Regions from separate parts of the Mus musculus genome. Here all the other regions are linked to region 2. The links are chromatin loops, found by intact Hi-C in ENCODE. Cell type or tissue: heart. All regions are shown on one strand. Links, peaks and the distances in the headings refer to the core of each region. The heading gives the core; the rest is flanking DNA.

What was found. Peaks named below come from ENCODE experiments on the same cell type or tissue, not always from the same donor. Only the 100,000 strongest peaks of a DNase experiment are listed, where the experiment ranks them.
Region 1: a loop joins it to region 2, with 2.8 times the contacts of the local background. A loop is called at or near these places in 14 of 42 quality-filtered maps.
Region 3: it touches region 2 in a loop (4-fold over the local background); 5 of 42 quality-filtered maps call a loop at or near these places.
Region 4: it touches region 2 in a loop (3-fold over the local background); 12 of 42 quality-filtered maps call a loop at or near these places.
Region 5: a loop joins it to region 2, with 2.2 times the contacts of the local background. A loop is called at or near these places in 9 of 42 quality-filtered maps.
Region 6: it touches region 2 in a loop (3.0-fold over the local background); 2 of 42 quality-filtered maps call a loop at or near these places.
Region 7: a loop joins it to region 2, with 2.6 times the contacts of the local background. A loop is called at or near these places in 2 of 42 quality-filtered maps.

What each region holds. Positions count from the first base shown.
Region 1 is chr12:44,846,623-44,850,983 of GRCm38, reverse strand. No RefSeq gene overlaps it. Among named protein-coding and RNA genes, the nearest start is that of Gm33548, 78 kb to the left of the region's middle. In heart, for the core only: a CTCF peak has its summit at 2,104 (motif pointing left); no DNase peak of the experiment used is centred there.
Region 2 is chr12:45,070,208-45,074,568 of GRCm38, reverse strand. It overlaps Stxbp6 (syntaxin binding protein 6 (amisyn)), which reads left to right and starts at 86. Exons shown (of 6, transcript NM_144552.3): 1 at 86-374. In heart, for the core only: CTCF peaks have their summits at 159 and 2,155; DNase peaks (open chromatin) are centred at 148, 868 and 2,198; H3K4me3 peaks cover 1,895 bases; H3K27ac peaks cover 1,598 bases.
Region 3 is chr12:44,941,268-44,945,628 of GRCm38, reverse strand. All of the region lies in intron 2 of Stxbp6 (syntaxin binding protein 6 (amisyn)), which reads left to right. Among named protein-coding and RNA genes, the nearest start is that of Gm33548, 17 kb to the right of the region's middle. In heart, for the core only: no CTCF peak of the experiment used is centred there; no DNase peak of the experiment used is centred there.
Region 4 is chr12:45,010,972-45,015,332 of GRCm38, reverse strand. All of the region lies in intron 2 of Stxbp6 (syntaxin binding protein 6 (amisyn)), which reads left to right. Gm38487 (a long non-coding RNA gene) reads left to right here. Exons shown (of 2, transcript XR_381564.3): 1 at 1-1,669; 2 at 2,350-4,361. Among named protein-coding and RNA genes, the nearest start is that of Gm38487, 6.3 kb to the left of the region's middle. In heart, for the core only: no CTCF peak of the experiment used is centred there; DNase peaks (open chromatin) are centred at 1,842 and 3,522.
Region 5 is chr12:45,159,772-45,164,132 of GRCm38, reverse strand. No RefSeq gene overlaps it. Among named protein-coding and RNA genes, the nearest start is that of Gm24731, 53 kb to the right of the region's middle. In heart, for the core only: a CTCF peak has its summit at 1,890 (motif pointing right); no DNase peak of the experiment used is centred there.
Region 6 is chr12:44,857,670-44,862,030 of GRCm38, reverse strand. It overlaps Stxbp6 (syntaxin binding protein 6 (amisyn)), which reads left to right. Exons shown (of 6, transcript NM_144552.3): 5 at 649-806. Among named protein-coding and RNA genes, the nearest start is that of Gm33548, 67 kb to the left of the region's middle. In heart, for the core only: no CTCF peak of the experiment used is centred there; DNase peaks (open chromatin) are centred at 2,420 and 3,710; H3K27ac peaks cover 753 bases.
Region 7 is chr12:44,926,538-44,930,898 of GRCm38, reverse strand. The region is part of intron 2 of Stxbp6 (syntaxin binding protein 6 (amisyn)); the gene reads left to right. It overlaps Gm33548 (a long non-coding RNA gene), which reads right to left and starts at 4,337. Exons shown (of 3, transcript XR_381565.4): 1 at 2,000-4,337. In heart, for the core only: no CTCF peak of the experiment used is centred there; a DNase peak (open chromatin) is centred at 2,198; H3K27ac peaks cover 658 bases.

The DNA.
Region 1 (4,361 bases), core at 151-4,150, 220 kb after region 2:
TGTTCCTTTTTAATCTTTTCTCCAGCTCAGCCTTTCTAAGGGACACATGTCAGAATAGTGTGGACTTAACGAAGGAGTTACAGCCAGACCTTTACCCTGTCTGTTATAGCCAGTTCTAATGTTTACATTTACTTTCAAATTTGCTGTTTTGCTATCCCTGGTTATTTTGCTTTTGTTAATTTAATTTAATTAATTATTTATTTAATTATTTCTGCAGGCCCCAGATGGTGGGGCATCTGGTTTTCCCAGATGCTTACTAGATTTAAACTAGCAAATAAAAGCTGCCAAGAATGTTCAGTATAAAGTATATTTACACAGTATTACTGGGAGGGGCAGTTTTTTGTCTTGATTCTCACTTTCACATTTGAGCCTCATCTAGAGCCTCTGAATTTTCCAAATCCTATTTTCACTGCACACTCCCTCCTTATTCCTTGGAAGACATGAACAAATGTCTGCTCCCTCCAGATAGGGACCTGGGAACAGATCAAAATAAGGATACTATCAAAATTCCAACTTGGTAAACCATGAGTTTTTTGTTCTAACCTATAGGCATATAGGTAAGGGATTACTTACAGGAGCAGAATGGACTCTGAGACAGCTGCATCACCAAAGCCCAAAGCCCACTCCAGCATAGGCAACAGCTCACAAAGCTGGGAATCTGGAATACACTGCACAGCCTGTAATCAGCCGGTCAGATTGGAAAGAATCTTTTCCAGGTGAGCTTGTTCCAGAAAGCTTAACTGTTCTTTTCCTTTTCTAGGTAGGTCTAATTTTCTGAGAGTATTTCTCATCAGTCCTTACTGCTTATATACCTTTGGGAAAGGAGAGATGTAGAATTTTTAGTTAGTTTCAGGGACTTCCTGAAACATTTTGAGTTGTTTCCTTCCTGTTAGCTTCCCTGCAGGATGGAATGATTCACACACCTTCAGAACATCATGTGACTGTCTCCCTCAGGATGGAAGTTTGTAAGTTTACCTCAGAGGAGGTTGTTGTAGAACATGCCTTTTCATCAAGTTTTCTGCCAATATTTCTTCTGTTTGCTGAGTCATGACTAAATTCCGTAAGTCTTCAGGGTGACTATATGAAAGGCTTGGCTTATCCCATGGCTTGGCCCATCCCATAGACCATCACATTGGATGCCATGGAATATAGTATAGAAACTGAACCTATGCATGTCAGACCTACTGGATTATTATTTAGCTGGCCATATATATCACTATTGTTCTTCCTCTATTGGGCATTTTAAATAATACTGGTTCTTTCAGGTGGAGGAAAGGCTTATTTTACAGCACATATATTTCCCTTTCAATCTGCCCTGGGTGGTAAGTTTAAAGGTCATACATCTAGAGTTTGATGGGGGTGGGGTAGGTATGCTCCAGTCCGTTGAGTCTCAGGTATCACTTGCCAACATTAGATATAGATGAAGTTTTCATCCAATGACAGTTGTTATCACAGATGTTCAGCCAACTTGCTTATTTGTTGGGTGACACAGAAACAAGAAAACCCAAGTCCATGAATTTCACAAGCTTTGCCCGGAGGACTAAGGCTGGAGATCACAAATTTTAAAGACCATAACTGTGTAAGTACTGACCATGTGCACCAGATGACCTGTTTCATTATGACTAATCCTTCCTGGCCGAAGCATAAAGTTCTCAAGAACAATTGTCTTTTTCTGGTTTTAGGAAGGCAAGGAGTACACTTTTATTGAAGAATAAACACGTCTTTTATTCACAGCACAATAGTTCCCCACTGGGTATTTTGTTTCAGGCCTGGAGTTAACACCCAATATTTGTGGACATGTTTACATCAGTCTGGAATGTTTCAGTGTAAACGGAGCCATGCCATTTAGGGAGAAAATGTTCAGGGATATAGCAGGGGTTATAGCTCAGCAGTAGGGCTTGTTTACAGTGAGGTCCTAGGTTCCATCCCCACTACTATGATAAAAGGAAGAAATGAAGTCTGGGTGGAACTAGAATGTATAAATTGTAACACACACACACACACACACACACACACACACACACACACCATAAAATTAAACCATTGCCTTTAAGGTGTGGTTAGTTAGGACTTAGGGGAGGGCACCCCCTTGTGGTTATTCACACGAGTGCGCACTTAAGAATACTAAAAGAGGGATTCATGTCCCAAGTATTTCTTCTTTGAAACCCAGCATCAGCTTTGTTAGATATGTAGTTTTGCAGGTGACTATGAATGTAACAATTGAATGATGTAATGAATGTACACCCCTGTGCCTGCCACATCTGCACTCAGTGTATGTCAGCTTGGAGTCTGTCTGTCCTGTGAAGGAGACCAACACAGTGACTTTGGTGGACTTTACTGACTGCTGAAGGTGGTGCTGGCTGGTGGATGGGCACACTCTCCTTCACTCCCTATTAGCTCAGGGCATTTGGAGCAGATGTTATCCAATCTTCTCTGTCCATTTTTATAATCTTTCTACCTCTCAGAAACAGAAGCTCTAGCAAATGAGAGCTAGCTGACCTCAGTGCCCAGTAGGAGCTACTTTCTGAAAGAAGTATCCAAGAAAGCTAAATTAATGAGGTAAATTCAACTCTATATCTAGGTCACCAACCATGGAGATGAAATGAGCAATTGGTCTGGGAGATGTTCTGATGTATCCTTTGACTAGGAAATTCATGCAACTCTTTCAAGAGTAGGTTAAGGATCTTTCAGCAAAATCATCTGCACTGCTCCAAGGAGGCTGAGAAGAGCCTTCTTAGACTACTTCCCTGATGCTATTTAAAAGAACCACCAGATCTACAGATTGAAAATGGTCTAAAGTGAAAAGAGCCTTTAGAGAAAAATAGAAGGCAGGTAGATCTCACTAACATATACATTGGTGATGTCATATCTTTCTAGAAGCATCTGATGTATTCAGCTGAAAAACTATTTCGGAAAATCTATAGTGATAGCATACTATTTCTACACAATTACAGTGTTTTATTTATAAAATGGAATCCTAACATCATTAGGTCATTTATAAAACACAGGCAAGCAAGGTCAGAGCAATTAGAACAATAGGTCCTGCCCCAACCAAACTCCAAAACTTCATCCCTGTAAATAGTATGTAATGTTACTTCTTCCCAAACTATAAGCAATACACACTTTTCTCTTGACAAAGTAGGTTGATGTGAATCCTTAGCAAAGAGTTCCCTAGCTTTGACAATAGTGCTGTCAGACAAATTACACATTTTCTTTATCTACTTCTTCATGTCCTAAAGTAGAATAATGTCCACTGTGTCTTCCTCAAGCCTGGTGGATGAAGTGGCATGTGGTAGAGTTACTGAGAGTGCATGGTGCTATGGAGATGTGTATTTCCAAACTGTAGTTTTCACTGTTCCCATGCATTGTCCAAAGGGTCTATGTATCACCACCTCTCTCCCTGTGGGCTCATCCTAGTAGGGGTGGGTGGTACTAATTTTTTTTTTCCTTCATCAAAAGTAAATTAAAGACCCAAGAAGACTACTTGCCATTGTGGAATGTAAAACAGGCAACAGCAGGCATAGTCCCAAGTTGTTCATGGAAGGAGACAGCTGGACTAAATACCATTCCTAAGGGCAAATGTTATGAGCATCAAGGTCAAGGTATTGTAATGTACAACCCACCTTGGAAGCACCACACTCTAAGACTGCTAGTAAGGCTGGTGAGTCCTGATAGCCTCTCAGAGAAGCTGATGTCTATCCACCAAAAAAAAAACAAAACAAAAACAAAACAAAAAAAAAAAACAAAACTTTTCAGAGAAGTTAGACATTCATGTTTAAGAACTGAACTGAGACCCCTTTGCCTCCTCAGTGAGCAGGTCTGGTGTCCTGACAGTGTCCTAACATTAGCTAACAGAGGAAGCCACAGAAAAGAGCGAAATCTGGGAATTTATTAAGTAAAAGGGAAAGGTACTGTGGTTAATAAGTTCCCTGAGAGTTAGATTCTGATAGAAGATAACACAATGGCATCCAATCAATAGCAGACTCAGGTCCCTTCATCTGAGCCCATGAGTGCAGCACTGTTATCCACATGGAAAGTGATTAGGCTAAAACAGCTCAGTTTCTCCTTGAGGGTCCCAATATGGCCCCACTTTCCCCTTGAAAGCAATAGAAAAAAGGATTGCTCGTGAAATATGTACACCCCCCACCCCTTACGCTTAAGGCTGAGCCAGAAGAAGTCCTGAATGCCTGTTTTCATTTCTGTGGCTCCCCATGATCCTCTATGATGGAGAACTACCCTCCCCTCTCAGGGTCCATTATATGTCTATCACCCCCAGATATTGCAGGAGAGAGTCTGAGGACATTGCAAAAGAGCCTGGCTCATATTCTACCCCCTGGGCTCCATCATGTCTGCTCTGATCC
Region 2 (4,361 bases), core at 82-4,081:
TGGGCTACCGATCTTTGCCCCAGGCCAGGTCGTTGTGGCTCGCCCACAGCAGCACTGGGCATGCTCACAGGCAGCGGCGGGGGCAGGTTGGTTTTGCTAGCTCGCACTCGGCGGCAGCGGGCCGGCGCGAGGCTGCAGCTGGAGCTCTGGCGCCCGGAGTTGGAGTTGCCAGGAGTTTCCCCGACCCCTCCCTCCTCGCGCACAGCGGCAGGAGCCCGCGCGGGAGCGGCGAGCCGCGATCAGCCAGAAGCCGAGCCGGCCCAGCTTAGTCTGCAGCCCCGATCTCCGCGCGGGGCAGCCGCGGGGGAGCCCTGTCTTCGGTTGGGACGCGTGCCGCGCACTAGGCACCGCCCGAGCACGAGCCAGGCTGCACGGTAGGTTCCTGGCGTGGGGAGGCCAGGCTACCCGGCGTACAGTTGCAGCTATCGCGGCTGCGGGCTGGGATGCGCGGCGCGGGGCAGGCGGAGAGGGTAGGCGCGCGGAGAGCCGCGCGGGCAAGTTGGAGGGCGGCAGGAGAAGGGGCTGGACACAGGGCTCAGCTGCTTTGTGCGCGCGGAACGGGGTCGGGGTAGCTGATTCTCCCTCCAACCCCGGACCAGGAGTGGGAGCTACATTGGCCAGAACCTAGCAGGTCAGATTCCCGTGAGAAAGTTGGTGGTGGAGCCCTTAGGTCCGCACTGCCTGCTCGGCAGAACGATCCCCCTGGGCTGCCTCCTGGAGAACTCAGTGGGTCGCAGCGCCCCTAGCCAGAGCTCTCTCCGCTGAAATTAGCGAAATCACCCCATCTATGAATGCTGGCATCTTCCAGGAAGATCATCGATGCCAAAACTGAGGCTGGTACTTCTTACGGGGTTAGCTTCCGGGCCCCTTAGCTTTTGCCCCTTCCCCCAACCTAAGAAGTGGTCAGGGGCTCAGCCAAGGCCTCCCTCGGGGCTCCGAATTCTCTTTCAGAGCGCGCCAGAATCCGGCTCACCCATATGGCGGGTCAGAGAAGCTGGAGTAGATGGATGGCTTGTTTTTTCTTTCTGACTTTCCCCAGGTTTACATTATCACAGACCCCAGGACCCAAAGGTCAGTTAGAGAGTTTAGAATGGCACACCGTTCTTTAGGAGGAGTGCATGCGAGCTTGTTTGCTTTGGACTTCGTTAACAACCATCTCCTGTTTCTATCATTCTTCAACCCGGACTTTGTGGGAAGGAGCAGGGACCGAGGAATGCCTTCTTCATTTCATAGTCTCCTAAGGTCTTCTGGGAGACTCCGAGGCCCTGAAAACGGCAGTATGCATATTGCACGGATGTTCAGGATGGCCACGGTCCTTCTGGGTCCACCCCCCCCCCCCCGCTTGTTGTTTTGAGTTTTAGAATTGTGCCTGCACATCAGTCAGAGCAGTGCTGTCCTAACAGGGTGTGGTGGAGGGGAAAAGGGTTGAGGTGTGTGGAGGAGTTCAGCCCAGGCTGTGAATAGCTGTTTGCCTTGATGAGGAGGCTGCATTGGGAAGAAATACAGAATAATTATGCAGGCACCTCACTCTTTTAAATCCCCCCTTCTCCTTTTCTTTCATCTCTTGGCTGAACACCTTGGTTGTTGGTTATGTGTGTTAAGTTTTTAAAGGAGAACTCACTCTGACAAAGTGGCAGGGTTTTGGGAGTTAACCATTTTGGTGTACGTTTTTCTCTTGGGGATTGTAACATCTTGGGGAAGGTTTTCAGATGTGGGGGTCCCATGGTGTGGCTACACAACACAGGTTCTCGAGTCACACAGACCTGAGGGCAAGTTTTCCCTGATGGACAAGTTATTTACCACTTTGAACTTCAGCTCTTGTTTGTGTTGTTTGTTTTGTTTCTGACAAAGTGGGAGATAACGGTGACCCTATCTCTTTCTGTTGTGAGACCTGAGTGAATGACGTAAAGGGAGATGAAGATTGCTAAGAAAACACAAAGATGGTATCTAGGCCTTAGGTTTTGTTTCTGTGCACTGTGCCCAGCTTTAAAAACTCTGCTTATTCTTGATTATAACAATCAAGTCTCCCCGGACTGTGCAGTCTTCACTACAAGGTTTAGTTGCTGAGGTCTGTGGAAGAAGCCATTGACACACACCTGCACGGCTTCTCTTGATTTTTATGGGTGGGAAATCCCACTTTCCTGTCTGAGGGAGGCAGTGTGGTATAATGGAGGAGACCATGGGACCTGCCCTAGCACCATTCACAGTCCTGGCCCCCGCAGAACTGTCTGTGTCAGCAGGGCTTCTTTTGTGATCCTAGGATGATGAAGAAATCAGCAAGTCCTGGGATGGAGCTCTGACTTGGCTTTTCATAGTGACCTTGAATTAAGGACTCAAGTCTCCTTGCTGAAATCAGTCTGTGAGATTAAAAACCAACTTAAGTGGCAAGGACAGGAGAGATTGCATGCCACCCAGTTAACAAGGATTTAATGAGGCTCCCGAGCTTCCCCAGAAGTATACCCTGAGCCTAGCTAGAGCAGAGATTCCCAAATATGAGTGTTAGTTCTTGATAACTCATGAATTGCTGGCTTTCACTTCCAGTCTCTTGACTCTCTAGGTTTAGAGCAGAGGTATGGCAGTTTGTATTGCTAACTAGCTTCCGATGACACTAAGGCTGCTCCCCAGCCATGCCTACATAGAATCACTAATTTCTATAGGGGGAGAAAGAGAGGGGGCTGCTCCAAATTAGTTCTCTGTAGTGGAGACAGGGTTTCTTCCAGGAGCTTTTGGAAGTTGCTTTAAGCACTTTGAACTTCAAGACATGTGTCAGCTTCTATTGCCTCATTTTAATGATTCTAGTTGCTTTTCTAATGAGTAATTTTACAAAAAGATAAGATTGCTCTTTCTTACTGTGTAGTACTTCTTCTCCAGTCTGTAGAGATTTGGTGATCCTTAGACGTGTGTGGGCTGGTTGCCAACCTGAGAAGAAGGACCCTTAACTAAGGAGTTACTTCTGTTGTCCTATAGGCAAGTCTGTGGGACATTCTCTTGCTTATGATTGATGTGGGAGGGCTCAGCCCTCTGTGGGTGGTGGCACCCTGAGTAGGTGGTCCTGGCTTCTTTAAGCAAGTTAAGCAAGCCCTGGTGAGCAAGCCAGTAAGCAGTGTCCCTCCATGTATCCTGTTTGAGTTCCTGCCTAGATTTCTCTCAGTGATGCACTGTGATTGGAACATGTAAGCCAAAGAAATCCTTTCTTTTCCAAGTTGCCTTTGGTCATGATGTTTATCGCAGCAACATAACACATGCCAATACAACTAAAAGAAACCATACAAAGTTCAACAAGTATTCTAGCTCCTTTTTTGAGGCTCTTGGATATTTGTGGAAAGTTTGCACCCAGACTTGACGGCTGAAAATGTGTGGTTATGGGACAGCACATCTTGAAAGCACATTTAAGAAGGATTTTTAAAGAAATGTTTTCTTTGAATAGACAGGTTGCTCTGGCCTTTTGGAAGTGTGAAGTGCATCCCATGCCAGTTGACCCATGGTGATGAGACTTAGCCAAAGCCATTCATGCATTCTGGAAGGTGGTAGCCTTGACAGTGACCTATAGCTTCCAGGGTGCAGCTATATGCACTACCAGCAGGGTGCCAGGATGAATTAGCTTTTTAGCATTGTTTAGATTCAACTACTCTTTCCCTTGCTGCCCACACCACTGAGGGACCTGTGCAAAGAGATCTTACTATAACTTGCTATGAGCTGGATGGTGGTCTTGCGTTTTAACTACTTTGCATGAGAGAAGCACTAGGAGTCTGCCTGAGACGTGGGAGTTTATAATGTTTATATAATGAGCACCCCAAATCTGGATATATGAGGTCAGTCAGCACTTTCACTACTTCTTATGTTGCTATGCCAAATGGCATCCTGGCTCACCCATGGGCTTTATCTTAGCCTTCCATTTGTGCTTTGTTTAAGCATTAAAGTGATTAACAGTGGGGGAAACTTAGCAGTAAATCAGAAGCCTATTCAAAACTCAAGTATACCACTTAATGTGGCCCAAGCCTGCCTTCCTGACTGCAATCAACGCTCGGGGAAGGGACGGTTGTCATTCTTCAGATCCAGTAGCTCCTTTGGATGGTTCCTCCCACTTAGCACAAGCAGGAACTCGGCTGCCTTAAAGCTCCTCCCCATAACCTGGTGTGTACACTGTGGGTGTTTCCCTTACTTTCTGCTGCTGTGTCGTGGCCCCCCGCCCCTTTCATGTGTGAGGTTTTCTTGTCACTGTTGTTGACTTTTCTCAGCGGCAACTCCCTGGTGTCTTTGCTCCTTTACGGAGTCTATTGTAAGACAATCATTATCGTATTTCATGTCTCTGTGGTTGGCACTGTTGGTGTTGAGTTACAGAGAGTCAAAGTCCAGAAGTG
Region 3 (4,361 bases), core at 285-4,284, 130 kb after region 2:
AACTGTTTAGTCCTGCCTTCTGGTCCCTGTTTTCAGTAGATGCAGTTAACATGCTTGGTTCTGTGACTTTATCCAGGAAATATGATTCAGTGACCCTTGGCTGTGTGGAGTCTTAAAATCTGAAGAGGAATCCTAAGCATGCTCTTTTGTGGCATGGCCCACCAGCTCTCCTGTGAGGTGGTCCACCTAGGCTTTCTAATGGGGGCATAGATATTGATATCTTTATGACTCTCTTCTGCTCCAGGTTAGATTCACCAGAGGAGTGCTTTCTAATGTTCTCCCTTTAAAAGGTAGGTTATCGTGCCAGAGGCTTAGGAAGAACAGGAAGGAACAGTAGGAAGAACAGGAAGTCTAAGCACAAGTGTGAGAATAGTGTTCCACTTGCATTGAACTGCCTCCAATTCAAGAGAGTCATAGAAAGGACAGGGAAACCCAGGCATCTAAATCTATCTTAAACAGATGTCCGGTGATTTCTTCTATCTTTACTCATCTCTCCCCCTTTCCATAAGTACCTCCTGCCTAAAACGCTTAGCTTTGGGAAGTCCACTGATGTTATATTAGCTTGCTTTTTATTTTGTTTTGGATTTTCTGTGTTGTCAGCTTTCTCAGTTTCAGCTGGGGTCACTAATCACTTGTCCATGTGCTTTTTAGGTTGAAAAGTTTTGCTAGGATTGTGTTTTTCGTTGTTAGGGTTTCTAGTACCACAATGAAATGCCGTGATCTAAAAACAAGTTGGGGAGGAAAGGGTTTAATTTGCTGACACATTATAGTCACTAATTGAAGGGAGTCAGGACAGAGGCTCATACAGGACAGTAACCTGGAGACATGAGCTGATACAAAAACCATGGAGGGTGCTGCTTACTGACTGCCTCACCATGGGTGCTCAGCCTGCTTTCTTACAGAGCCCAGGACCACCAGCCCAGGACTAGTACCATCCACAACGGGCTTGTCCCACCCCCCAATGATTAATTAAGAAAATGCCCCACAGGCTTGCCCTTCAGCTGGCTCTTATGGAGGTATGCTTTAAATTGATGTTTCCTCCTTTTAAATGACTGTAGCTTGTGTCACATTGACAGAAATCTGGCCAGGACAGTATTCCTTTTATGTATGCCTTGAAAACTGTCTTCCTGTTGTCATTGTCATCATGCTTAAGAGAAACTTTAAAAAAGTGTATATGTGTGTGTGAACATTTCAGTCTTGACACAGATTGGTTAATTTTCTGTGAATTATGAGGCTTAGAAAGTTACTATACTGGGTTTGATTTTTAACATCTTTACCTGGTTAGATATCCAACTTGACTATATAGTGTATGATATCTTTAAACTATATGTTATTAAACTTAGCTACACGTGTGTATCTATGCTTAGAATAGGGAATAGCTAAAAAGAAAAAAAGACATTTGGAGTGTCCTAAAATACACACTCATGTATTCTGGTCTGCTAGTAGGGTTGCTGTAAGCTGTCCTAGCACAAAGACTCATCCCTTACACTGACTGGAAAGCATTTGAAGGGAAGTCTGTGCAGGGGAAGGCTGGGCTCCTGTTTTCCTGAACCATGTTCTGCGTGTTAAGAGTCTGTATTTGCCATCCAAGCAGCATGCATCATGGTCGTTCCTGTTGTGGAATTATGGCAAATCAGAAATGATTTGCTTGAGTTCTGCGAAACCTTTCACATCAGCACATTCTCAGTACTCTTCATCCCCCCAGTGCCTCCAGCAAAGATTTAATAAGCCCTGTTTGCAAAACAGAAAGAAAAAAAGCTAATGGCTCCGTGGAAAGCCCCATTAATGTTTCAGACCACTGGCTGCTGAATCCAAATATAGGTTTTAGGAAAGAGCAATGAACAAAGTAAATTTTCTCTAAAATAAACTTGGAAAAAAATGTTTTCTTCGTTTCGCTGTACACAGAGTTGGGTAGTGACCACAAGGAAATAATTAACGGTATCAGTATTAACCAAAATATGATTGGCCTTCCGTTGAAATTATTTAATTTCCAGTGACTTCAAATTAGCAGATTTAGGATTTTGGTGATACTGAGGGGGAAAACAGGGATCCTTTCAACAAAAGATCCATTTAATAAGGGTTGCATTAAGTACCAAAGAGTGTGTGTGGCATGAGAATGCTGAGATGTTAACTGTAGAGAGCTCATGGTTGTGTAGAAATAAAATACTTTTCCTGCCAAAGTCTGTGCTCATCCATGCTCTGAGCATGATGTCACTTAGGGAGGGGCAGACGTTAGACTGCAGTCTCTGGTTCCATGTTAGTTCCATGTCTAGAAACAGAGATGAAGAGGTTTCATGTTTCCAGCAAAGTGTTTGCTGCCTCTGTGAGAGTGTCTAGGAGGAGACAGCATGGCTTTGCACAGCTGGCCCATCTGTGACGTGTCGCCTCACCTGTGGATTCAGCAATCTCAGACGGAAATCTGCAAACCGTGTATATTGAATCTGTACTTAATGTGTATGGGCTTTCTTCTGACTTCGTAAAGAAGCCAGTGTGAGAACTGCTTATGCAGCCTATGTGTGGTATAAAGAGTTAAGAGCAATGTAGAGATTATCTGAGCTCTATGGGAGGATATGCTTAAGCTGTGTACACATACATTGTCACTTCATGCAAAACACTTATCTGTTGATTCTAGATTTAGGTGTTCCTGTAAACTGTCTCCCTCAGATGCTAGAGAGAGATAATTAAATACTTAAGAACATGGGCTTCTCTTCAGAGGACCTCGGTTTAGTTCCCAGTACCCATACAGTATCTAAGAACTCTCTCACTCCATTTGAAGGGTTTTCAATGCCCTCATATGGCCGCTGAGGGTCCTGCATGCATAGGAAGGACAGACATACATTGCAGGCAGAATACACACACAATAAAGTAAAAATAAATAAATAAGTTTTAAAAACAAACAAAAAATAAAGGTTGACTGTTAGCAGCCTTTGGTTATAATCTACATTTTTTGTCTTACTAGAGCACGCTGTGGGATGGAGCAGGGTCTGTGCAGATGGATATGGAGGCCAGAGCACAACCTCAGATCTCATTCCTGAGGCACTATCAACTTTATCCTTTGAGATTTTTTGTTTGTTGTTTTTGTTTTTGTTTTGTTTTGTTTTTGATGGCCTGTAGTCTAGGTTCGCTGCCTCCCAGTGCTTTGATCCTGACTACCTATTACCATACCTGGCTTCTGTTTTATACATGAACAGTGAACTTTAATACTCATGTTAGTTTGACAAGCAACTTACCCCTCCTATTAAGTATTTTAAAAGTTGAATTATGCATATTTTTAAATCCTAAGTAGCTTAAAGTCATGTGAGAAAAGATTAAATTGTTAGGAAATGGTAATATTCTTGAAAATTCTGTGTAAGTTCAGGCTCTCTGAAATGTGGGATAAGAGCTAAATCTTTAAAGCTAGTGTGAAATGTCAGCTTATGAAGGTGAATAAAATCATTGGCATTCTGAAATAGGATGCTTTAGCCAACAAATTCCAGAATAAAATATAATATCTAATATGAATTATTGATGGGCTCTAGATATCCAAAGCTTTCCAAAGATGATTTTTATTAAAATAAGCTGCATTTATTGAACATTTATTGTATAGTAGGCCCTCTACTAACAATCACAGTATACATCATTGCTGATCTTTGAAATAATGAGCTATTACATATATACATATATATGTAATATTTGTATGTATGAATGGTGAGCTCTAAATGTCTCAACTAGAATCATATAGACAAAACTTGGAAAACTGGTCACATCTGCATCTGCCCACTCCAAATCAAAGTTTTAAATACACTGAATTGCAGAGCTAGCATTCACTGAGGGTAATTTCAGAGTGTACTATAATAGATACATCACAATTTCTTCCTCTTTTCTCCTTTCCTTCTCCCTCCCCTTCTCCCCTTCTCATGTTTCATCTTTGAAGACAGACTCTTCTCTCTCTGTAGCTCAGGCTGGCCTTGAACTTGCCTTCGTCCCTTTTCAATTTCTCAAATGCTGGGATTTCAGGCTTGTGCAACTAGTTTCCTTTATACCATTTATTAATTATGAAGCATGCAGAGAAGTAAATAACTCATCAAATCATCATCATCATTATTATTTTTATTATTACTCATCAGACAGTTGTGCTCTGAGGAAAAAGCTACCCTAACTAAAGCATATGGGAAGACATGCAACATGTAAACTATAGAGAAAACTAAAACATATTAATAATGGTAAACAGCAAATTTATAAGGAGTAAGTTAAAATATCTTACCATTCCCAGTGAATCCAAACCACTTAATTTCTCACATTTTTGCACATAGTGGTAGCTGGCAGAAAAAGAAGTTTCTCTACTTTTGTGATGTCACTTTCCACATAAAGGCAGAACCCAC
Region 4 (4,361 bases), core at 206-4,205, 59 kb after region 2:
CCAATTTTTGTGATTAGCACATTCTTTTACATATCTTGATAGAACAGAAAAACCTTAGTTCTTCTCAAATTATTACAGATTTGTAGAACGAACAAAATTGTGTTTAAAAAAAAGTTCTGAATACACTCTGATGAAGTAATTATGCAGATGTGTTCCACAGAAGGCAGTAGATTAGGAGGACGGAAGCTGGTGCTTCGGCCCTGCATCTTAGCAGCTGTTAACCTTAGTGTTCAAAGGAGTAACCCTGGAACCTTTTGAGGAACACTAACGCTGGCCTCTTCCAGGACGCACTAACTTCACCAGGAAGCTTGTGGAAAACCACCTGCATTATGCAGGTATTAAATGCATTTTACCAATTGAGGGACTTAGACTATGGACTGTGCACTGGAATATGTGACATAATGCCTTATTTGGGGTATTGGATTTTATTTACAAGAGTACTTTTTAGTTCCCTTCTACAGTTCTACAGTTTTATGTGCTTCCATTAAAAAGTAAATCTAGGCTGTTGCTAACGTACCCCCATGCCTCTGACTTAGCTCAGGTGGTATCCAAAAGAGTGGATTCTTCTCTGTTTACAGGTGATAGAGAAGTGTTCCTTTTTCATATGCCGTTTCTTCCTATTCATGTCAAAGGCATTCATTAATAGACATTTATACAGGTGTAGGACTTGTCAGGGTATGCCTCTATTACAAAGATTTGGTATGTAAATTCAGCCATAAGGTGAAGGTGAAGTAACTTTGGAAAGCAATGAAATCCAAAACAAAGTTACCCTTGTTATCTTATTTCTGTTAGTTTTCTTGTAGTCTTTTTAGTTTTATAAAACTGCAATGTTCTCTGTAATGTTTATTGATAATCTTTCTCTTTGTAATAATGAAACCATTGGTTAAAATAGTCATAACCGTTGGCTCCATTTCTTTCCCTATGGTCATCCATTCTACCCTTACAATACTGCTGTGATGTAGTTCTTTTCATTTTTTTGGTGAGGAACTGAAGACAGACATGAATTAGCTTGCTTAAGAATGTTGTCATGAGTAGCAGTACCTGGTTTTGAACCTGGGTAGCTTGACCCTAGTTTGTGTTCCCTTAATGACTGTGCTCTGCTTTCTACTGGTATAAGAGTTGCGTGAGAATTCCAAAATCAGGTGTCCTTCTTCACTATCTCAAGCAGCTGATGAGCATTCCTTGGCCTTGCCTTGTTTCCTACAGGTTATGCTTTCGGTTTTGCTGGATGGTAAGATTTGTAAGCCAAGCTGTAAATCTCATACACATTTAAAGGTGCTACTAGTAGATATATTTGAGTCTTAGAAACCGACTCCCCAGAGCAATTCAGTGTCTCCTCATAGTGACCTGGCTATGCACAAACTTGGTTTGTTTGTTCATTTGTAGAATAGAAGTGTTCTTAGGTGTTCTTACGATTCTAGGCAATTTCTTGTGAAAATTAATAGTAATATCATTATCTTTTTCTGAAGCCCCTTTGAACAGATGAGCCCAACAGTAGACAACCAGGAAGTTACTATGTACCATCTCAGTTAATCAACATGCTAGCTTCTGTTATTTCTGCTCTCCAGATGACCCAGCCAGAGCTAAGAGGATAAGTGCCCTGCATGAAGTGGAACAGCGAGAGAACACAGGGCTGAGACCACACGCAAGAAAGACTCTCTGCTCCAAAGTATACACACTTTCAAATATTTTTCTCCAACACAGGGCTAGGTCTGAAGAACAGAGCTCTCCCATTCCCTTAACACAACATGAAGACATTCCTTGAGCAGAATGCTCTGGTCTCTGGGGAACTAGAGGAAGTCCTGGCAGGCACTTTAGCTTTTCTAGTGGTTTAGCACGCAGGCGGAGTTTGCTTTTCCCATTCTCTCCTGTGTGTGTTCCAGGACCCAAACCAGATGGAAACAAGGGAAAGCTCTTGACAGAGGCTGATGCCAAAACATTTCATTTAAAAAGGAAACGCCATCTGTGCACTCTCCCACCACCCAGCCCCCTGTTTCCAGGAGCAGTTTCACAGCTGACTCACTCACTTGTGTTGGATAGGATTAGTTTTCAGTAATTGCAAAGGTAGAACAAGTGGCTAGGGAGCCCCGGAGACAGAGTTCCCTCTGGATTGTGGCTAGCAAGGCAAGGGGCTGTAGGTATCCAACAGCAGCTAACCAAGGGGGGACTGTGGTCAATCACACACGTGGTTCTTTGGTTTGGGGCTTTTCTCAGCTTGTGCTTTTAGAGGATAGTGCACTTTGTCGTGATGCTGAGACATCATCATCTGGGATTGATCAGTACATTGTGGGCAGAGGTGTGAATTCTACGAGTCTCTCTTATCTTCGCATTTCTATCCCTATATTGTAGAGCACCAACTTAGACATCCAGTTAGTGTCTGCTAAGGCATTGATTGATACCCTACTTTGCCCAAGCTTTGAGGCTCAATGTTCTGATCTCCAAAGTGGGAGTGTCTGCTACCAGTACTCGAGGATCGTTTAAAAGGTAACTGGGCTCTGGATGTATCTATGTAGTGCCTGAAACAGATGCCATTCAACCTGAGCAGTGTCAGGTTTATGTTAGGCAATGCTAATTCATCGGCGGGGTTTTAAAATGTATGGCTGTGACAGACATGGATACTTGCATCATGTGAAGCACTGTCACACAGCAGATCAGATTTGGTTTCCTTTGGGCTCCCCTGGGGCTCCCTGCCCCGGCTTCACTGGCACTCCTTCCTGTGGTCCACCCAACAACAATCGCAGTCATTCTGATCCTTGCTTTCTAAGTCAGCTTCTCTTAAATCTCTTTACTCCAAAATTATTTCCAACCTCCCTCCGCAAGGTCCACTATTAGCTGGCATCGTATGTATTGCTGTTCTGTCTCAGGGATTTGGGATGGAAACTTAAGGATCTGACCTCATGGGCGTTTATGGATTGCCCTGAATGTTGGGAGTAAGAACACGCTTAATCAAAGAACCCGCTCAGTCCGTCAGGTTCCCGTCTCTGGAACATGAGAGGCTATTTTTTTTCTACACCTATCTTCAGTACTTCAAAAGAAGAAACAAAATGGAACAAAACATTCTCTGGGGTCAGTCAAGTGCACTGCTAACCAAACAACAGAATTGGGAGAGGCTGACACAGATGCCTCGGGCCCAACTTTTAAAAGCCAGCTCAGGTTTTTATTTGTTTCTGCAATTCTTTCCTGTTACTGTGGTGTGTGTGTGTGTATGTGTATGTGTGTATGTGTGTGTGTATGGGGAGAGAGAGAGAGAGAGAGAGAGAGAGACTATGATTGATTAATATTTTACCCTAATTAGTTATGCTAAACCATATGCAGAATTTTCCAGAAGAAACAGCAACTGACCAGAAGCCCAGTGCACTTGGCAGGTTCTCCAGGACTGTAAAGCTCAGCCTGCCAATTGCCTACTGTTCTCTGAGCACAAGTGTGCTCGCAACCACATCCACACTGCCACTCGGCACTGCGCTGCTGGGGTTCCTCCGTTCTGTTCTGATCACCAGATGTGAGCCTCTAATACGGGTGGGCTTTAGCAGCAGGGACCTCACGCACGCCTGCTGAGGTTCTCTGGTTTCCATACTGCAAAGCCTGAGCTCAGGGCTAACTCTGGGGTTTAAGATGGATCAGAGTAGCCGAGGCTTCCTTTGACTCTGCAGAAGTTGCTCTTACTCACAATGAGATGCTGCTGGTGTCTTTCTCTCAGTTCCCTTTAAATTCATTAAATTGCTGAGCAGAAGATTTTATTCCACCCAATGGTCCAGTTACCAAGGAGAAAATAGGGAAGTGTCTTTTGTCTTCAGACTTTGAGAGTCATCTAAAATGAGCGATTTATAAATGCTTCCACTGTGACCCGTAGTAGAAAGCTGCTGCCTTCGAATCTTCAGGTACCTGAGTGTTTTCCCTGCAGGCAGAGCCTGTATATGAAGAATAAATGATCATTTAATGGGTGCTTACTACATCAGATCTTTTCTCACAGGGATAATTTTCAGTCTATGTTTCCTTCAGGAGGGCTATTGAGATCAAAATGGGGACTGCATTTTGTGTTTTAGTTGTAACCTCTATGATGATGTAATTTCTGTCACTTCCACCCACCTTCTGAACACAAGTTATTTTTTATCTACCATATGTGGACCCCATGTGGTTGAGGCTGTGGAGCTCATGTTAGGCTGCATGCAAACCATGCATCTGCTTAACAAACCACATTACTCTGTGAAGCCCATGAGTGCTTGGAAGTGGATTTGCCATGCCAGGCTTATACCTGTCTGTTATTCCTTAAGATCCAAGTTTCTATTTTCATAAAGGAAACATTGGAAGCTGAGAGTGGCCCTCCTAAGCAGCATCCGCTCAGTTCTGACCAGAATTCTTTC
Region 5 (4,361 bases), core at 97-4,096, 90 kb before region 2:
CTAGTTGCCTGATTTCTGATACTCTGTCCAAGAATCTGACTGTTCTCTTTCCTTCTTCTGATATCATGGAATCCCTCACAATAGGCCTGTGAGTTGATTGGTACTCTCATTGTGATGAAGAATGTGGGTTAGAGGTGGTAAGAGGGTTATTTGTCAAGGTCTTGATGCTTTTTGCACCAAAATATGGAAATGCACTAGGAACTCTTGATGCCAGGATCGTTCAAGTGCTTTCCTCCTTCCTGCCATAAAGCTGCGACCTCTAGCTACAGAAGGAAAGATGCACTTGGACCCTAAGGGAAGAGGACATAGGTGTGGAGCGGATCTGGATCTGAAGAGATAGACTAGGATGGTGGTCAACAACACTACATGATGAGTTCATTAATAAATGAATGAATACTGCTAGATTTTAAGCCAGATACAGCAACTCTCACCCAAGATATGAACTGGTATTGACTTCAGGAGTAGAGGCTCATGTCTCTATAAGCTCCCAAAGCTTTTGTGAATGATTCTCAAAAAAAATTGTATATGATACTAGTAAGTCTCATTAAAATGGAGACTTTGTCCCCCTCAAAAAAAAAAAAAACCCAGACACTTTATAATTCAGCTTATGATTTCAGCCTTTGCTTCGAGTCTCCTTGAATCACTTAAAGGACAATCAGGAAGGAACCCTCAGTGCCCAGTGATCACCGTGCTCGCTCACAAGCAGTTCTGCCAGGACTCTGGAGTGCTCCGATATTCCAAGCAGGAAGCCAAGTCAACACATGGACCTGGGATGCAATGCTGGTTTATCTTTCTCACTGCCTGTGTGGCACTGAACAAGCCCATTAACCTCTCTGTGCCTCAGAGGTCACAGGAGTGAAATCCAAATGATGCTAGAGATGGAGGTTTGGTCTCTTGATCAGTATGCCTTCATTTGGAGTCATAGAATCTCTGAAAGTCCCCAGATTTCCCAAAATCTTCAAGAACTTTGTATTTGTGCTTTTATTTTTTATGATACTGTAAGTCATCTAGATGAACATGACACTCTAGCTGCATCTGTATTTATGTTCACAATTAGGTGAATTTTGGTGCTACGTCACATCAAGCCAAGAAGTTTCTAGCAGTTCAAGTTAAGAGAAACCCTGGGAAGATGAAAGTGCAGCCTACAACAGTTCTAAACTTCTTTCTATGAGTCTAAGAGAACTTGTTTGCTAAGAGTCACAAGTACCTCTCCGAAAATATGCAATAAACACTCCTGTATTTAGTGGTACCAAAAGATAATTCAATAAGGAGAACATAAATGTGTATACACACATACCAACAAATACACAAATAAACAAAAAATACTAACAAAGTAATTGATCTTTTCTTTATTGAATGATTCCAGAGAAGGCAGAAATGACTGTGTTAGGGGCTTGAGACATCGCTCAGTGATTAAGAGCACTAATTGCTCTTCCAGAGGACCTAGATCCAATTCACAACATCAACATGGCTGTCTTTAACTATCTGTAACTTCAGTTTCAAGGAGTCCAGTGCCTTCTTCTGGACATTAGAAAGGCATACAGATAAAACTGCCATAATACATAAAAATAAAAACAAATTTTAATTCTTTTAATTAAAAAATATATGGTGAACACCATTAATCTCAGCAATATATATGTATATATATGTGTGTGTGTATATATGTTGTGTGTGTATATATATATGTGTGTGTGTGTGTGTATATTGTGTGTGTGTGTGTGTGTGTGTGTATGGACAATGTTAAGCCAAAAGTCTCCCACTTCTATAATGTGTATGCTAAGTTAAAACTTTGTAGATTTACATAAAAATAGGTGTAAAAAAAAAACATCCACAAAGGGAAGCTAAAGAATGTAGTACCTGAAGGGCACATTGCTGTGACTAGCCTCAGAGTGTCCTGTAGGTGGTGCAATATCACACATACATTAGTAAAGTGCTAGGGACCAGGAGGGTGCATCCATTTCTAAATAGCAAATACACAGGGTCCACCCAGGCTAGATTGGTCCTTTAACCATGACAGTAACTCGCCATAGCAATGAGTGTCAGACATTCAGACTGGATTTCAGACTCGTGGCAGTGATTAGTGGATGCAACCGAAGAAATGAAGAAACAAACGAAACAAGGACAGTGGCAGCTTTTTTTTTCCTTTTTTTTTTATTGGGTATTTATTTCATTTACATTTCCAATGCTATCCCAAAAGTCCCCCACACGCTCCCCCACCCACTCCCATTTCTTGGCCCTGGCGTTCCCCTGTACTGAGGCATATAAAGTTTGCATGACTAATGGACCTCTCTTTCCACTGATGGCCGACTAGGCCGTTTTCTGATTCATATGCAGCAAGAGATATGAGCTCCAGGGGGCACTAGTTAGTTCATATTGTTGTTCCACCTATAGGATTGCAGATCCCTTTAGCTCCTTGGGTACTTTCTCTAGTTCCTCCATTGGGGGCCCTGTGGTCCATCTACTAGCTGACTGTGAGCATCCACTTCTGTGTTTGCTAGGCCCCGGCATAGTCTCACAAGAGACAGCTCTATCTGGGTCCTTTCAGCAAAATCTTGCTAATGTATGCAATGGTGTCAGTGTTTGGAAGCTGATTATGGGATGGATTCCTGGATATGGCAGTCTCTAGATGGTCCATCCTTTCTTCACAGTTCCAAACTTTGTCTCTGTAACTCCTTCCATGGGTGTTTTGTTCCCAATTCTAAGAAGGGGCAAAGTGTCCACACTTTGGTCTTCGTTCTTCTTGAGTTTCATGTGTTTAGCAAATTGTAGCAGCTTTATTTGAGGAATATTTCCTGGGCCCCAGCAATGCCCTCAACATGGTACACCCATTATCTCTTTCCTATCAAATAGTCTATGGGTAATTATAATTAATAGATTTGTCTTATTTTACATGACAAGGAAATTAGAAACCAATACAGTCTAAAATGCCTTATTATACAGTCAAATAAGCCAGAATTCTAACACAAGTAACCTCATCCTAAAACATCCCCAAAACTGCTCTGCTGTGTGCAAAGACAGGGAAAGTATATGTATTTTGATAAGAGAAGATATTAGAGGAAGAAACCATGGCCATTGGGATTTGGTCCAGTGGGGCATCAGCCTGTTTCATCATCCCAGATTCTGACTGGCATTTCACACTCCCAGACACATCACCATTTTGGGGTACCTCCCTGTTTGCCACCTACATCTGGTTGTACTTCTTGTGGGGGAAGAATTCTTGTAGTCTGATCTCTTACTTCCACAAGCATCCTGCCAATACTGGGATCCTCTCTGTGGATCACTGTGGGCTATGCCTTTCCTCTCACCACCCACCCACAGAGCTAGACTCTGGAAGATCATGCAACAGCAGTTCTTACTTCCGTACACACTGGAATCACCTTGAAGTTAAAAAATGTCTGGGCTCTGTAATCAAATCACAAGCATGATATGGATGCCACAGATCTAGGAACCAAAGCTTGAGAAGAGCTAGTCTGAAGCCTCACCACTCCATCACACTACAGATGAAGTAGCTGCACAAGAATGCAGCCTATAACCACCATTTAGGCCTTCCATCAGAATCAGCACTTGAACAAGATTTCCAAATAACTCTGGGGCTTGATACAGTTATAGATATACTGCTAGACCTTCTAGGATACTTTTAAAAGCACTGATGCTGACCTTGGTGCTTGCCCCCCTTCCTAGGAGACACTAATTAAGTAATTTATGTCTGTGTGTCCCAGGCATGATTTCAGATTTTTGTAGGCAATTCTAATGTGCAGGCGTACTGACTTTTGTGTGATCCATTGGCATTCTCTTGTAACACAACAATTTATTATATAAGATGTTCTTCTAGAAGGAAAAAGAATGATCGTGATATTTATTACATTGACAAAGAGGCAGAAAGGAGGGTATAGCATTGTGTGAGAGATGTTCATTTTAACCAAGATATGTTGCAGCTGTAAAACACTGAAGAATAAAAAGAGAATGGTTTTTAATCCCAGCAAGCACTTCTGCATTGCTGATCTGCTGACCCAGCAGAGGCAGGCAGGAAAACACTCTTCCGAATGATTGCTTGTTCTGAGTCGGAAGTGCTTCACTTTGCCTCTTTTCCCTCAGGAGTACTTTGCCCCTTGCCTTGTTTTGAATTTTAGTAGCTGTATTGCTTTAGACAGTTCGTCCAGTTCTCTGCACTTCAAGTTTCTCAACTGAGAGATTAAGAAGAATCTCTAGTTTTCCGTGTGTGAGGATTGACCTGGATCCCTCATGAAGTACCCAGGTCCAGCTAGAACACAGAGAACAGTTTTCTTGGCAGAGCTCCACAATCAGGCATCTCCATGATTAAGTAGCTAGCCATCTGTAAGGCCCTCCTCCTCACCTACCAA
Region 6 (4,361 bases), core at 90-4,089, 210 kb after region 2:
GCCTGGAATTCCCACTTGCAGGGTAGAGGCCGAAAGATGGAATCCCAGGCTCACCTAGACTTGAGTGAGACACTTGTCATCAAAAATAAATTAGTGTGGTGGCTCCAGGTAAGGTATGTGCCACCAGTTAACTAAGTGGTTAGTGGCTCATGTGATAGAAGGATGGGACCAACTTCCAGATGTTGTCCTCTGACTCTCTCTCTCTCTCTCTCTCTCTCTCTCACACACACACACACACACACACACACACACGCACACACACACACGCACACACACGAGAGAAAAGATAAATAAATGTAATAAAATAATAAAAATGTACATAAGATGCAAATAGATCTTAATGGACTTTCCCAATTTTGTGAACTTGTTCCCATTTACCTATGCAAGTTAGTCTTAAATTCCACTGGGCTCCATCTTTTGGAGCCTCCTCAAGTAGAATAAATGGTGATGGAGTGGAGAGAAGCTGGCAGGATTTGCTCTGGTCTTGTGGCAGATCTTTGGGTGACTTATAAGTGAATGAGTCACCCAAAAGAATGGAAACTTATTTTCAGCTACCATCCACCTTGGGCCTTTCCATCGTGTGGGTATCAATCTATCTGTCTTTGTGGGGATCCAATCTAGCTCCTGACACTCTTGCAATCTTTCCAGGAAACAGCATCCTCCATTCAGCAGCTGATAGTGTGACCAGTGCAGTACAGAAGGCAAGCCAGGCCTTGAACGAGCGTGGGGAACGGTTAGGCCGAGCAGAGGAGAAGACAGAAGACATGAAGAACAGTGCCCAGCAGTTTGCAGAAACCGCACACAAGGTGAGCCAGCAGAGAACAGGGTCTTCATGCTGGATTATCAGAGGTCATAATATCAAGACACTGTTCCCAGGGTGGATAAGAAAATCAAGGAGCATTTTCTTGGTTGTTGTTCCTTTTGGTGCATCATTTTCTAATTACTAGAGCCTTGCAGCTTTTTTCCCTGTATCTGGATTTTGTGCTTACCATCTTCTTTCTAATGGCCTCATCTCTTTTTCAGACCTTCTGACTTTTAGGTATTTAAGATAGCGAAAGAAATCTTTAATTTCTGTCCTAAATATCAAGGTTCAGGCTCAGGTCACAGAAAGGGGGAGAAATAAGATCGGTGTTCACAATATTTCCCTGTCATTGACCACAGTTGTATTGGACTTGAAGCTTCTCAGGCGTCCTTTTCCACTCTCTTTTTCTCATTCTAAGTATCTGTCACTGTATGTCACATGTTGTTATCTCTTCACTGGACATATAAAACAAGCCCTGGTCTCAAGGCTAGTTTCCCCTCTGAACCTGGCTGGATATTGATTCAAAACCTCCACTCTGGATCTCTAATATTGAGCAGATGTGGCAGCAAGATTATCGCCTGTCCCAGAACTCTGAGGAAGGTACTTCTTGTGTGACTGGATACTTAGCATGCATGTTTACATTTGCTGTTAACTGCCTTTCAGAAGAAAAAAGGACTATTTACTGTCAGCATCTATCTAAGGCAATCATAAACCAAAGGAAAGAGGAGGTCCACTGGTCAGCTGGTAAAGATGATTTATTACTGTGCTTATACTTAGAATCAAAGAGTAGTTAGTTTCTAGCTGGTGACTTGAATTTAAGTTTCTTGGAGCCATTTCTACTGGTGACAGGTCGGCCTGATACGCTCATGATCTGGACCTGCAGATAGGTTTTAGTTGATTTTTTAAGGGAGAATAATTCAATTAGCCTGCAGAGAATACTCCACTTCTGCTGAGGAAACAAGAATGGACAACCAAGAAGCAGTAAGAAAAATACGTTCTAGTGGACAGAAGATGTTTCTCTAGGGCTCATAAGAAAGCACTCCAGGAGATTGGCTCCTGACAGATGGCTTCAGTGACTCTATCACAACAGGGTCTTAGTGCACTGCTGCTTCTGAGACCCAGGTAGAGTTCCTTGAAGGAGAACTAACCAAGTCTGTCCAAGACAAGTCTGCCAGCAGACAAGTTGGCATCAGGACGTCGCATTACGAGCTGTGATGAAGTAAACCCAGATGCATGCTCCCCAAGGCTTTGGTACAAGGAAATGATGAGAGATTTCATGCCCTGATGCACTCATACACAAAGCAACTTAAAGTATTTAAATAGGAGAAGGACAGTGGTAATCTGAGTAGTGGTATTGAGTGGGGAAAGAGAAAGCCAAAGGAAGTAACATTACAGCTGTCCTAAAGTTTGCAAAGGTCGAGTGGTCCAGGCAATTGTCTCGTTTGCCTTCCCACTGTGGTGCACTGATAAAGCTCTGCTAAAATAGTTTCGGCTAATGATTAAACCACAAACCAGGTTACCAAGGAAGCTGTGAAATTATTCTTCCTAATGTGGGGTAGACAATACCTGGATGTCATCCACATAGGCGTCCCTCTCACCAGGGGTTGTACAAACATCCAAGTTCTGGGCCATTGCCACTATTTCCCTGACACTGTGGCCAAGTTTGCTCAATGGTTGGGAAATAACATGGTATAGTAGTTAACTTCTTATGTTTGAGCCCGGCTCTGTCATTTTCCATCTGGGTGAGCTAGGACAAATGCTAAATTTCTCAAAATCCCATGTTTTCTTATCAGTTAAACAAAGACAATTGATTAATAACCACACCTATCTCCTCTAGTTCAGAGGGGAACATGCATATAAATCTAAACTGTTTATGATTTATTTCAATAAACATAGCTTTTGCTGAACCTGTCCTCTATTTGGTGACATAATGGGATCAGTAATGAAACTGAGGAATTATTACAGATGACTGAGAATCTTCAAAAACAGCAATTTTAAAAAAGAATGCAGATAAATATTGTGTGATCCAAATTCAAAAGGAAAGCGAGTGGGAAGTTTATAGTATGTGAACAGAGAGACATCTTAGAACAGCCTATGAGACTAGAAATTGATGAGGCCATAAACTGCAAAGGGGTCTCCAGCTTTGGTAAGTGCAGGGCAGGGTGGTCTTAGTAGAGGTCAATTAGGCAAGAGAATTTGGCATTATAATTGGTTTCCCCTCCAGAAGATGTTCCCAGGGGAGAAAAAGTCCCTGGGTGAGTGTGTACAAGGGAGTGTAAGACAGTGTCAGGGCTAGGCTTGCAGTTTTCTAAAACTGGGCTATGTGCTCATGAACCACTAACCTAAGAAATATTTGTAGTGAGCAAGCCAACCACTTTAGATAAGGTGTGGCTGCTTTTTCTAGGGGTTAGAACTGTTGATAAGACCATAGATTTACCATGAAGATGTGATTTCACTGGCCAAGCCCCAGCCAGGCCTGCTAGTGAGAAGATTCAGAGGTGGAACCAGGCCTTCTACCCATTCCCCACACTCCTAGACATGTGTGGCCTGTTGACTCATGAAGAGTGGGCTGTGTTTACAAGAGGAAGACACAGTGCACATGGCAAAGAACAATCTTCCCAGGTGACAGTTCCTCTGAGGACAACCAGGTCCAATGGAAATTGTGGCCTGTCTTTCTAGATTATTGTAAAAAAATACCATTTGTCATTTTTCCCAGGACCCCTGCAGTGACCCAGGTACAAGCGTGAACAGGTCTCTTTTGTTCATCCTCTAGCTGTATGGGTGCCAGTCCCCTCTAGAACAGAGATGGGGGACAATGCTTCTCTCCTGGCCCAGCACACTCCTCACCCCAGTTCTGGTTATCCTGTCATGAGGAAGTATTGTTCCTTCCTGAGCTGTGGGTCTGGCACAGTTCCAGCCATTAGGAAAGAGCAACGCACAGCACAAGCAGCCTCACTCACTTTCCCCTGCCCCCGAAAGCTCAAGGTTGCAGTGTGCTCCAGGCTTTGACAGCCCGCCATGGGTGGTGAGTCAGCAGGCAAGAACATTACCCACACTAGCATCCTCAAATGACATTTCTCACAGCAAAAAGAGTTGATCTGGACTCTTCTGCACCAGGGTAGAAGAGATGACAATAAATTCTCTCTCTTTCTCCCTCTCCCTCTCCCTCTCCCTCTCCCTCTCCCTCTCCCTCTCCCTCTCCCTCTCCCTCTCCCTCTCCCTCTCCCTCCCTTTCTCTCTCTCTCTCTCTCTCTCTCTCTCTCTCTCTCTCTCTCTCTCTCTCCCCCTCCCCCCGTCCTCTCTCTCCCTCCCTCTTGTTAGTTCTGTTGCAGTTGTTCAGTTTGAGCCTTTAGGCTAAAAGGGAAGGGACTCTTCTCTTAAAGCACATCCTAGTGTCTGTAATGATTTTTTTTCATTATCATTATGTAGAATAGACTACAGAGCATTAGTAGGGGATTTCTGTAAACTATTCAGTAAATAAACCAGGGGGAATATTTAAGGGAGGAACTCCAGCACTTGTATTACTCTCCGACAGTTTTACAGGAGTGGGGAACAATGG
Region 7 (4,361 bases), core at 221-4,220, 140 kb after region 2:
ATGTCTCCTTAGCCATGTAGAGGAAGCTGCAAGTCTGGACCTCCCTTTATGCATCTTATGTAAGTCTTTGCAGAATGGTTGTATATAAGGAGTTAAAGACAGCCTGAATGTTGGACATTGAAAATATCTATTTCACATGTTCTTCTTTGATTAGCACATGTATATATCTTTCTGTGATACTTCAGAAGTCCTTTGACGTGTTTGTGTCTTAGTTAGGGTTTTACTGGTATGAACAGATGCCTTGGCCAAGGCAACTCTAATGAGGACAACATTTAATTGGGACTGGCTTATAGTTCATTCCATTACCAGCAAGGCAGGATCATGGCTGTGTCCAGGCAGGCATGGTACAGACAGAGCTGAGAGTTCTACATCTTAAAGCTTCTAGAAGATTGGCTTCCAGGCCACTAGGAAGAGGGTCTTAAAGCCCATTCCCACTATGACACACCTACTCAACAAGGCTATACCTCATAATAGTACCACTCCCTGAGCTAAGCAGATAGAAACCATCAAAGTTTGTTTCTCACCTTATTAGGAAGGCATTTGGACCTGAGAAAATGGGCGCCACAGTGTCAGTATGTATTTCTTTTGGGATCACAGAAAGACTTGAGTCAGGCATGTTGGCACACACCTTTTAATTCCAGCACTCAATAGGTAGAGTGGATCTCTGTGAGATCAAGGACAGCCTGGTCTATAAAGTAAGTTCCATGACAGCCAATGCTATAGAGAGAAACTGTGTCTCAAAAAAACAGAAACAAAAAAAGGTTAAGACTAGAGGGAGTTCATCGTGTCTTTCTGACCAAAGTTCAATGTTAAAGTTGATAAATAGACTCAAACGGGAAATGCTCCATGTTCATAGACAGAGAGGCAGCAATTACCCAAATTCTCCCGATTCCCAGTCCTCTCTGCTCTCTGATGTCACCTTCAGGTTATTGTGGCTGTTCTTAGTTACACCCAGTGTTGGTGCACAAGATGCTTCTCTACATGGACAGACATCCCAGGGGAGGGGACATATATATTTTAGATCAAATCTTATGGCATTGATGTAGTTTTGTCCCCTGATGAACAAGACGAAATCCAGGATGATTGGACAACAGAAACATTGACCTCCACTGAAAAGTCAGGTTAGTAAGAAGCTTGTCTTCCTGGCAGAAAGTCAGCAGAAAATGGCAGTCTTCTCTTGGAGGCAACAGGGTTATTTGTAATTCTTTGAACAGTGTAGACCTGGAACCCCAGGAAAACATACTTTTTTGAGCCCCCATCAGGAAACCTTTTTTTGTTTGTTTGTTTTTTCATTTCTACATAAAACCTTTACTTATTCTCTCAGCAAATAACCTTTTTCTCATAGGGAAAAACAAAAGCCACTAATTAGCTTTGTCTTTCTAATAGAGATGACCTTCTCCCTGTCATAATGCATGAACTATATAGTGGCCTGCTTAGCTTTGACGGTAATAAGCAAGACAGCATGGATGGGAGTTGACCTGCAATGTAAGAGAGGTCTGTTTCTGTGGGTAGAACTGGGACAGAAGTCTCCGTGACAATCTTTTCTTGTTTAGAAGCAATGCTTTTAGGTGACTTACCAAGAATGAATTTGATATGACATTACCTGCTCATATACCGCTTCCCCATTGGCACTTCTCTTTAGAACAAACCTGTACAATCATCTCTGGTAGCGTTGACTTCAAATGGACACCACTGGTCTGAGGAGCCCATGTTGACACAAATCTGGACTTCCGATCTCAGTGGCTGTACCGTTCAGCTTCTCTCGATCGTAACTTGAGGAAACCTACAAGTCTTCTTGCCATGGACCCTCATTCACCATTCAGAGCACCACACAAAACCCTCCCGTGCACTTCCCCTAAGGCAAAAGTGAGCAATCTACCAAGAACAAAGAAACCAATAGGGTATTGCCTTCAAAACTCATATTGCTTCAGACTTGAAAGCTCCCAATTGGAGTGTTCAATATGGACTAATTTTAGATTGTAGTCGGGAATTCCATTACCTCATCCCTAGGAGAGAAAATTGTCAGTCGAGGATGTCTGCGCCTGTACGTCAGCAAGATTAGGCTCCTTGCCTATTGAAGGCAGGTGCGACAGTGTATGGATTGTCAGATGTGTCCTAGGAAGGACTGTAGTGGAGTTTGGGCAGATAGAGTCAGTGTCTGTTATGTTTGGACACTGTTCCAGTGTTCTTCCTCCACATCCTCATTGTTCTTAGGCAAGGAAGAAGCATCCAGAGAGTGGACTTCCAGCTGCAAAATAAATCACCTTACAAAGAGCCCTCAGGACATGGGGGAAGTTAATGGAAGAGAAAAACAAACAAACCAACCCCACATGCAGAAGGGCACTGACCTTTCCTGACCTTTCCTCTGCCTGGCTGTCATGGTAGCCCCAGCCCGGAGACAAAGTCACTGTGATCCTGTCCCTTTTGTTACTGATCCCCAGAGATTTCCATCTTTACTTTCTCTCTCCCGAGAATGGGATTTACTATTCACTTCTACATACTACAGTATTTATCCCACCTCCTGAGAGACTTCCTTTCCTTTCCTGCTTCAAGCCCACTTTTGAATTTGGCTCCCTTTAATGATTGCCTTAGCTTGTTAAACCTCTGCCTGAACAGAAATATAACTACCATTTTTTGCTTTCGTGTGTGTGTGTGTGTGTATGTGTGTGTGTTAGAGAGAGAGAGAGAAAGAGAAAGAGAGAGAGAGAGAGAGAGAGAGAGAGAGAATGTGTGTTAGATAAGTGCTGTACCACTAAGCTCCATCGCTAGCTCTTGCTTGTTCTTTTCTAACCTGCAGACCCTGGAGAGTAAAGGACCATTTCCATTTTTGCATGGATGATTAGTATTCAGATTGCACTACAGCATTATCAGGGAACGTTCTCATTTGAGGGACCTTCATGTATTCTAAATTTAAATTTTTCAGTTATTACAAGTTTTGATGAAGCCTCCCTGTCCCTACCTAGGGGTTCTAAATCAGCTGTATCACACAAATAAACTATATATAACAAAATATTTAACCCACGAAATTAGAATTTAAAAAAAGAAAAGAAAAGAGAAAAATCCTGACAGTATAAGACCAACCATTTGCTTAAAAAAGAATCTCTTTTGCGCTTCTGCACAAACTAAGCAAAGTACTAAAGCAAGTCTTAAGAAAAATACCTGGAGAAATGACGTGACAGTGAGCAGGATTAGCCAGGAGGGTCTTGTAGTGGAGCAGGAATGTGGAGTTGGTGTGTGAGCACCTCATGTTTTCAGAAGGTATCCAGGAAGATATCCTAGGCTGAAATTTAGTGTGAGCAATAACAGCACACAGGTTGGAAGAGCTTTGCTTGTGTATGGCTTGAATCCAGACATGGGAATGTGGACTAAAAAGATAGGCTGGGTAAGTGGGAGCTATGATGTTTGGTTGTAATGTCAGTGTACTACTAAGTAGAGAGTGAAGCCTCACCTGAAGAAATGACTGGATTGCTCCCATGGATGTGGAAAGAACCACCCTAGTTGTGTGTGTTATCTTCTGATAGCAGTCCAATTAAACTGGGTGTTGCAGGAGATCATTTCCTCTTTTGCTCTTTAGTCTTCTCTCTTGCTGCTGAGTTGATTAGCTGTGCTAGTCAAGGTGATGGTGATGGTGATGGTGATGATGGTGAAGATGGTGATGAAACCTTTGCAGATATTAAAACCAGGCTTTCACTGTGGACTAGAAACCAATGGTTGCCCATTAATGTTTGGGCTGTTGAGGGGCTCCCCCAATTGCTGAGGCACCCAGCCTCAAGTACTGAGTAGCTATTATGTTCTCAGCTCTCAGGCATGATACTGGTATTGTTGCTATTTTAAAGCTAACCTAATAAATTAGTTAATATAATATCCATATCTGTATCTATCTACCAATCCCATTGGTTTTATTTCTCCAGAGAACCCTCATTAATATAGGAATGAACTGGGCATCTTGTACTCACTTATGATGATCCACTTTGCTTAAAGAATTTACCTTTATTCTCTAAAGATCCTTTCTCAATAGTTCAGATTTTACTGATGGGCACTTCTGAATAGGCAAGCATGGTCTACCTGTGACAAAAGGGTTGTTGACAGCAGTGGTATGGACTCACATCAAGGCTGTTTGTAGACAGGATCTAGAAAGGCGGGCTTGGTGTCAAGAGGTCATCATTTCAATGTTTGAGACCGACAGTGTCATCTCAACCTGGTATTCTCAATTACATTACTGGCTTCCTAAATGAAGGGTCCACACAGGAAACATTAATTTTATCCTTATAATAATATGAGTGGTCCTTATAATCCCCATGTTAGTCATTTTGTCTAAGTCTGCTCAGAGTCGACAGTTTTGGTAGTGCTTGGGTTCTTTG